Regions from separate parts of the Mus musculus genome. Here regions 2 and 3 are each linked to region 1. A link is a loop called in an ENCODE intact Hi-C map of the cell type or tissue named here. Cell type or tissue: heart. All regions are shown on one strand.

The links. Peaks named below come from ENCODE experiments on the same cell type or tissue, not always from the same donor. Only the 100,000 strongest peaks of a DNase experiment are listed, where the experiment ranks them.
Region 2: a loop joins it to region 1, with 6 times the contacts of the local background. A loop is called at or near these places in 6 of 42 quality-filtered maps.
Region 3: a loop joins it to region 1, with 2.4 times the contacts of the local background. A loop is called at or near these places in 5 of 42 quality-filtered maps.

Annotation. Positions count from the first base shown.
Region 1 is chr2:26,408,256-26,410,755 of GRCm38, reverse strand. It overlaps Inpp5e (inositol polyphosphate-5-phosphatase E), which reads left to right and starts at 1,537. Exons shown (of 10, transcript NM_033134.3): 1 at 1,537-2,500. The coding sequence starts at 2,169. It overlaps Sec16a (SEC16 homolog A, endoplasmic reticulum export factor), which reads left to right. Exons shown (of 30, transcript NM_153125.2): 30 at 1-1,325. In heart, a CTCF peak has its summit at 1,497 (motif pointing right); a DNase peak (open chromatin) is centred at 1,455; H3K4me3 peaks cover 1,348 bases; H3K27ac peaks cover 1,130 bases.
Region 2 is chr2:26,324,550-26,327,049 of GRCm38, reverse strand. It overlaps Gpsm1 (G-protein signalling modulator 1 (AGS3-like, C. elegans)), which reads right to left. Exons shown (of 14, transcript NM_153410.5): 6 at 2,137-2,252; 7 at 1,558-1,713; 8 at 728-836. Among named protein-coding and RNA genes, the nearest start is that of Gm52505, 6.5 kb to the right of the region's middle. In heart, CTCF peaks have their summits at 1,110 (motif pointing left) and 1,972 (motif pointing left); DNase peaks (open chromatin) are centred at 1,009, 1,429 and 1,969; H3K27ac peaks cover 218 bases.
Region 3 is chr2:26,350,989-26,353,488 of GRCm38, reverse strand. Dnlz (DNL-type zinc finger) reads left to right here and starts at 1,379. Exons shown (of 3, transcript NM_026828.3): 1 at 1,379-1,716; 2 at 2,015-2,154. The coding sequence starts at 1,477. It overlaps Card9 (caspase recruitment domain family, member 9), which reads left to right. Exons shown (of 13, transcript NM_001037747.3): 11 at 475-548; 12 at 928-1,004; 13 at 1,078-1,302. The coding sequence ends at 1,177. In heart, CTCF peaks have their summits at 1,120 and 1,334 (motif pointing right); DNase peaks (open chromatin) are centred at 218, 1,058, 1,388 and 1,878; H3K4me3 peaks cover 2,196 bases; H3K27ac peaks cover 2,147 bases.

The sequences.
Region 1 (2,500 bases):
GTGTGTCTCCTTCCTTGCAGCCTATGTATATGAATGATTGAAAAATTGATTTCAAGGTTCCTTTCAAATGCTGGATAGAATGAATCTAATTCAAAGTCTTTTATGTAAAAGAACAATGTTTCTTTTTTAGTCACTTTAGACAAATTAAGGTTTGAGCCACTTGAGAATATCCCCGCAGAGAGGCTAGGCAGGGATTCACTACAGGAGAGCACAGTTACTTGGACACCAAGGCCTTTCTCACCTGAGAAATGGTGCAAACCAACCAGGGATCCTTAGGCTACTGAGAAGGCTGTCTGCTTACCTGGAGAGGACTGACTGCTGGGATGTCTGGCCTAAGAGGAGCCTCAAACTGCACTGGGCAACTGTGCCTTGTCCTGTGAACTGGGGAGTACATGCCAGCTCCTCAAAGGGTCACCAGATGGCAGCGGCTCCCAGGCTGGGGAGGAAGTGGTTACAAGGGCATGTCTCTCCAACATTTCCAGCCTCACTCCATTTTCTGTGGCCTCATTAGTGCTGGGTGCGTTTTTTTTTTGCTCCGAGCTTTCCGTCATGGCTCAGTCACTGGGGAGAGCCCCAGGGAGCTGATATTCTGAAGCTGCTGATCTGATTAACCAGGTCAAAAACTGGCTGTGTGCTGCAACGTACTGCCCTCCTAGCCAGGAGTCTGTATGGAGCCCTCTAGCTGACTCAATGTCACCTGCAGACAGCACTTAAAGCCTTGGTGGTATCTTGGAGTGGCTTACGGTGTCCTAGCGCACACTCTGGAACCTTGCATCTCTACCCCAAAGCCCACCAGGGACCTTCAGCAGCGACTCACTGGCTCACCCATATCACTTCAAGGAGCTGCCACCACATAAGAGTCAAAGCTTTAAGGCTTCACTGACTGTTCCTAAAACTATCCTTACACTCTAAAGAGGAAGGGAAAGAGAGTTAAATATTTAAAAATCAGCAGGTAGAAAACATAAATGGTTTGTTTGGTATTAAATTTAGAAATTGTAGAACATGGAATTAGTACAGCCCTTCCCGGTTTTCTGGTTCCTTGCATCATCTAGGAAAGACTCACAGAATGGCTTCCAGGACGTTCCATAGATGAGTGTACTTGGACCCTCCTGTTCCTGTCATTAAGAAAGGCCTGTCCCTGTGGGTCAGTAGCAACTTGTGTCCTTGCTGGGACCAGGCAGGACCCTTGCCTCTGGTTCAACCCTGCCCAGGCTCTGTGTTGACTGCCAACCACTTTGGATTCAAGAAGCTTCCTCCCTGGGAGCTGCTATTTTTCCAAAATTCACATTGTTAAATAAAATATTTTGGGCTCTCAAGTAACTTAATTTATGGCTTCCTTTGTGTTTTGAGGGGCAGACCAGCGAGATCTTTAGTGTTGGTAGAGCCTTGGGCAGCTATTGGGTGTGACTGCCTGTGCCTGGTCCTGCCGCGGCTTGGCAGGGCGGGAGCTCGTGTCGGGCGTGGCTTCCAGGCACCGGGCTGTGGTCCTCCGGCCGCGAGAGGGCGCTGTGGCGGCGATAGGGTCTTGGGCCGGGCAGTTCTCCGGAAGACTACAGAACGGAACCTGAGCCAGGGTGACCACTAGACTGAGCTGGGGCGAACCCTGGGCGGGGGCGGGGGCCGAGGCACGGGGCCGCAGTCGTTGTTCCAGCTGCCACCGTGACTGGCCTAGGTCCGCCTCCGCCAGCGCTGGGCCCGGCTGAATCAGACCTCGGGCGTCCGGCGGCGGGTCTGCTGCCGAACGGAGGGCGCAGGTGAGCCTAGGACGCTGAGCGCGCTGCCCTACTCTGCCTCGGCGGGGTGGAGGGCTGGCCGGGGGTGCTGGACAGACTTGTGCAGCTCCGTGAAGTGCAGCCCCGACCCCCTGGCGCCTGTTCTCACGAAGTCGCTTTTAAGACTAGCGAGCTGACTTCGGGGAGCCAAGAGATTTTTCTGCGTTTCCTCAGGCATCGGTGAGAACTCTCAAGTCTCCAGCCATGCAGCTACAGGCCCTCCTCCAAAAGGACCGCCCCATGCCACAAAGGGAGCCACTCGAGTTTTCATGGCATCGAGCTGGCGAACTCTGACGTGCATCCTTGACAACAAGAGTTGCTTGTTAACCTCCCAGGGAGGATCCCTTTCCTTAGGAGGGCCAGGCTGAGGGGGTCAGGGCTGGCCAGGTCTGGACTATGCCATCCAAGTCAGCTTGCCTGCGTCACACTGAGGCACCTGGGCAGCTAGAAGGCAGAATGCTCCAGGGACAGCCTCCGAACACGGAAAAGAAGCTCATCCCAACACCAGGCTTCTTACCAGCCTCTGACTCTCAGGGTTCAGAGACAAACCCCATGCCTCCTTTCAGCATTCCAGCAAAAACAAGCAACCAGAACCCACAAACTAAGGCAAATCTCATCACCCCACAGCCACCCATTAGACCCAAGTTGGAGCGAACCCTGTCCCTCGATGACAAGGGCTGGAGAAGGAGGCGTTTCCGGGGTAGTCAGGAGGATCTGACTGTCCAGAA
Region 2 (2,500 bases), 84 kb after region 1:
CTGTGAGTGGTCAGCTTGGCCTTCTCGTGGAGTGAGCCTGTCTCAACCATAGGGAACTGTCTTCTCCTAGGGCCCACAAGCCTCAGGTTCCAATACTGAGGCTCCATCAGGGGATCCTCTTGAGTACAAACCCAACATGAAGAACACAGGGAACCATGAAGCTCAGAAGTTTTTGGAGACCTCTGTTTGCACTCATGGGGAAGTGAGGCTAACACCATGCGAAGGAGTCTTCAGACAGAGTCTCCTCTGCTCTGGACCATCCTGTTCTTGTGAGAAGTTCCTTTTGATGCTGTAGGGGCTTGAGATCCACCCTTAGTTAGGAGGACTAGGTTTCTCTCGGATGTCCCTGCACTGTCCGCAGTAGGAGGGGACTGAACATAGAGAAGGGACCACTCAGCTTCCTAGAGAGGTATCACAGGGTATTCCTGGGCAATAGAACCTGTCTCCCTGGTCCACCTCCAAGAGGTTACTCCCAGCATCCCCGATACCTTACACGGCCCAGTTCCCTAGGGATTGGAGAATGGAATCCACACAGGGGACACCAGCATTCTAAGTGGAAAACAGATCCTTGCTCCCCCCATTGACCCACTGGCCCTGGTACACACAAGTGGGAACTGTCCTCTTAGGGATCCAGTGTTCAGAAAGGGTGGTTGGGAACAAGCACACGAAAGGAGACAATGTGCTGCCGAGGCACCAGTAGAGACCTAGGGGAGTAGGCCCGGCTCACCTCCTGGGAGATCTGCAGATGTTTCTTGGCAAAGGTCAAGGCCTGTGCAGGGCTCCCCATGGACACATAGGCGTTCCCCAGGCTCCAGCATGCTCGGCCCTCTCCCACCCTGTGGAAAGTTAGACAATCACACCTGCCTCCCAGGTCTGCCTACTGCCCCAAGTCCCCGATCCTCCCACAACCCTGGTACACAATGTACCATCAGCACAGGGTTTCCTCAGCCAAAGGAGCTCGTTGGCCCTGGCCACAGTGCTCACTGGTCCACCCCCTTGAGGGAGATAAACCTAAGCGTGTTACCAGCTTACCCTGGGGCCAGTTGGGCCTGCAGAGCCCAGCACTTGTATACTGTTGCGCAAGGCCTGGTTCGCCCCCTAGTGGCCAGCAAGTGCCTCCCTGTAGCCTGCTCCATGCTCCCTTACCCAGGTCCAAAGTGAACCATGCATTCAGGGATAGTTCGCTGTTTCTGTCGCTATTCCCACTATCTCTACCTAGTTCCAGGACACTTCCATTATCTGTCCCTCCCACAGAAGCCCTGGGGACAGGGCAGCTCTTCGAGGATACCTCCTGTTATAGCTGCCCCCAGGTCTGTGGCTCTGAAACCCTGCTACATCCAGATCTGCACAGAAGGCTATTCCAGAGCTGGGAAGTCACGGGCCCCTACAAGCCTTGGACCTACCTATTTGCTTACACTGTTTCCCACTGAGGGATTGGCTGAGGGCCTATGTGGGAGGTCGCTCCCAGCATGCATGCTGTGGCCCGCAGGGGAGCGTGCACTCAAACCCAGGCTGTCACTGTAAGCCAGGCCCAGCCAAGACCTTGTTTTCACAAACCTATCAGCCAGCTCCTGGGCAATGACTAGGTGCCGCAGGTGGTACTCAGCAGCACGCTCGTAGTCCTGTAGCAGTGTGTAGGTGTTGCCCAGGCTGTAGCAAGCCTGAGCCTCCACTGCCTGGTCCCGGAGCTGCCGAGACAGCTGCAGCGTCTTCCTGTGCAGAATGGGAGAGTCAGTCCCTGAGGGGAGTGGCAATGTCTCTTCTACATCAGGAATGTTCATCTTGAAATGGCCACTGCACTCAACTCACAGCACCAGATGCGTGTGGGTGCATGGGTTCCCGTTGGCTAAGGAGTTAGCTAATTGTGACACTGGCTAATATCACTAACAGCTCTGAGCAGATGATATTTACAGGGATTCAGTGTCTGTATCTCAGAACTGAGATGAGCATGAAGTACCTGCTCCATCTAGTGGCCACCCCTCTACCCAGGAAGCAGCTGACTAAGAACTGTGACACAGGTCAGGGACACCCAGGAGCTTCATGCATCAGCCTTTTTGGCTCCTGGGACTGCACCATGGGAGTGGCATCTCTGTAGCATGGTGCTCAGTATACCCCAGGACTGTCTTCCCTGCTCACTTGTAATGTTCAGCAGCCACATCAAAGCGCCCCAAGAAGATGTGAGCATTGCCCAGGTTGCTGTAGGCCCTCCGCTCAGCTGCCTTGTCCCCAAACTCCTTGGCGATGGCCAGGCGCTGCAGATAGATCCAAACCCCGAGGTCATCACATAGCCCTGCAACCCCTAGGAACACAGTCAGGGAGGGATGCCTCTCCACCCAAGGTGCTAGCTTAATGTCTAAGTGTCCAGGGGAGTAGACTAGGACCACAGGACGAAATACAACAGGAGCAAGGGGCTCAGTGATGTTCCAGCCCCATGCCGTTGAGGACTGTGAGGGGAACCTGAAGCCTTCCTACTGCAGCATCCCCGCCCCGGTACCCAGGC
Region 3 (2,500 bases), 57 kb after region 1:
AGCCTTGGTTTGCCCAGGACCTGGGGCATGCTGGCTCTGGCTACCTGGAATGATTATTCTTCTAATTAATATGGTGTACTTGCACTAACCCAGGCCCCCGATGCCCTGAGCTCTCCACTGAGGCTGCCCCCACACCACCCATGGGAACCACTAGACACAAAAATGTTGCCAAGCTAAAAGGGACATGGACTGGGGCATGCATTCGCAAATAATCATGGGGACCTGGAGTCTTTCCTAGCCATCTGTCCTTGTGTTTGGTGACAGTCAGCTTGGGCGGTATGGGTGACTGATGGTAGGAGCCCTGTTGATGTAGCAGTCAAGGGCTCAGCCTGTTTCTGTGAAATGCAGTCCCCACTGGACTCATGCAAAGGTCCCAGCCCGTAAGGCTGACCTAGGCTAATGCTAGTTGGGCTGTTTGCAGAGGGAGGTGGCCATACCAGATGGGGCCCCCATAAGCACAGATCTTCCTTTCAGGTGTACTGGCAGACAGGGAGAGCCCAGAGCAGCCCTTTATGGCTCTGAACAAGGAGCATCTTTCACTGACCCATGTAAGGCTGATTGGGGTTCCCAAGAGCCCTGGTTACTACATGGCTGATCCTGGGGAGGAGGGTGACGCCACTGGACAGCTGGGGATCACAAGGTCTTTGGTAGTGTATGGGTAGGATGTAACATTTGGATAGTGGGGTGGTTGGACAGGGGAGGGGACAATGTAAGGACACCCATACTGCTGTTCACTGCAAAGAAGTCTTCCACTCACCTGGCTACAAAGGGGTTGTCACCCCACGCTCAGTCATCTCGGAGTCCAGCAGACCCCACGGCCAGCTAGCTATGCTCCACACCTGCTGGAGTCCCAGGGCTGCCGTGGTAAGGCCACGGTGTCCAGCTGCCCGCCCCGTTGTCCAGCTGCCGGCCCCGTTCCTTCTCTAGGGCATGGGGCCCAGCAGCAGCGAGCCCCCGGAGAAGGAGCGGCGGCGCCTCAAGGAGAGCTTCGAGAACTACCGCAGGTGTGGGGCGGCGGGCAGGACGGCTGGCGGGTGGGACACCTGTGCCTACCTGCTCACACTGCGGGCCCCACAGGAAGCGGGCGCTCCGCAAGATGCAGAACAGCTGGCGGCAGGGAGAAGGGGATCGCGGGAATACGACAGGCAGCGACAACACCGACACCGAGGGCTCCTAGCGAACCGCGCCGAGGCTGAGCATCTGTGGAATTGTGAAAGGATGCTGCGGTTTTTTTTTTTTTTTTTTTTTTTTTACTGTATTAGAATTAGAAAATGCAACTAAATAAAATAATCACCGAGCTGAGCCTGTTGGTTGGATATGCAAGCGGGGCGACACCAGGGGGCAACAGAAAGCAGTGCACCGGTGGCGGATGGAAGCCGAAGAGGGCCGCTTCCGGCCGCTGCGCCCGTTACCAAAATGGTCGACGCAGCTTCACGGGGCGGTGCAAGAAAAGGTGGCTAAGGATTCGCAGGCGGGATGTTGCGGACAGCGCTGAGCCGCATGCCGACACTACTTCGTAGTGTGCGGACCCGGGATTCCGGACCGCGGCGGCTTTGGGATTTGGGGGCTCGCCTAAAGACCGCGGAGAGACTTCGGGGCTGGGCCTGGGGCTGGGCCTCGGGCTGGCGGAGCTCGAGCTCCGCGCCGGGATCAGGGCGTGCGGCGGCGCTGGGGCGCGTGGAAGCGGACCACTATCAACTCGTCTACACCTGCAAGGTGGGCGCTGTCGGCAACACCTGGTGCTGGCTGGTTTCCTGTTGGTGTAGGGTCCTGGCAGAAACGTGGAAGTATCCTTCGGACCAGGGAGGAGGCGGAGTCTTTACAAATGGCTGGGTGGGAATGAGGCACAGGGCCTTCTAGGTTGGGTTATCAGGAGACAGGCGTCTAGAAATGACGCCGTCGCCTAGGTGGGATCATCAGAGAAAGGGTTGAGGCTGTCCCTCGGGATGGAGTTAGACCTTGGGAGAGACTTTCCTGTGTATGCCTTGCCTGACCACCTCTCTAACCCAGCTAGGTCTGTGGGACTCGGTCATCCAAGCGCATCTCAAAGTTGGCCTATCACCAGGGCGTGGTCATCGTGACTTGCCCTGGTTGCCAGAACCACCACATCATCGCAGACAACCTAAGCTGGTTCTCTGACCTGAAGGGGAAGAGGTGAGGCCAGCTGGGAGGGGTAGGAGACAGTAAGATTGTGGCCCTGTGTGAGCCTGGATCCATTGCCTGGATCTCTCTACCTGGACAGCCCAGCTTCCACGTGGACCTGGAAGCAGTTGAATTTGAACTTCAGATGAACCATGAATGGCCCCAAATATGGCAAACTAGTTCTATGGCTCTACCTCTGTCACTGCCTGACCTCTGATCTCGCCAGGGGCCTTATCAATCTCTAGTGGAGGCTTTTTGTCCTCTGCCAACTCAGGGCAGATGGAAGGGTATGTGTCAGATTATGGACTGGGGCAGCCTTCAGTGGTGTTCCCACTTTTGGGAGAGCAGTGGGGAGGGC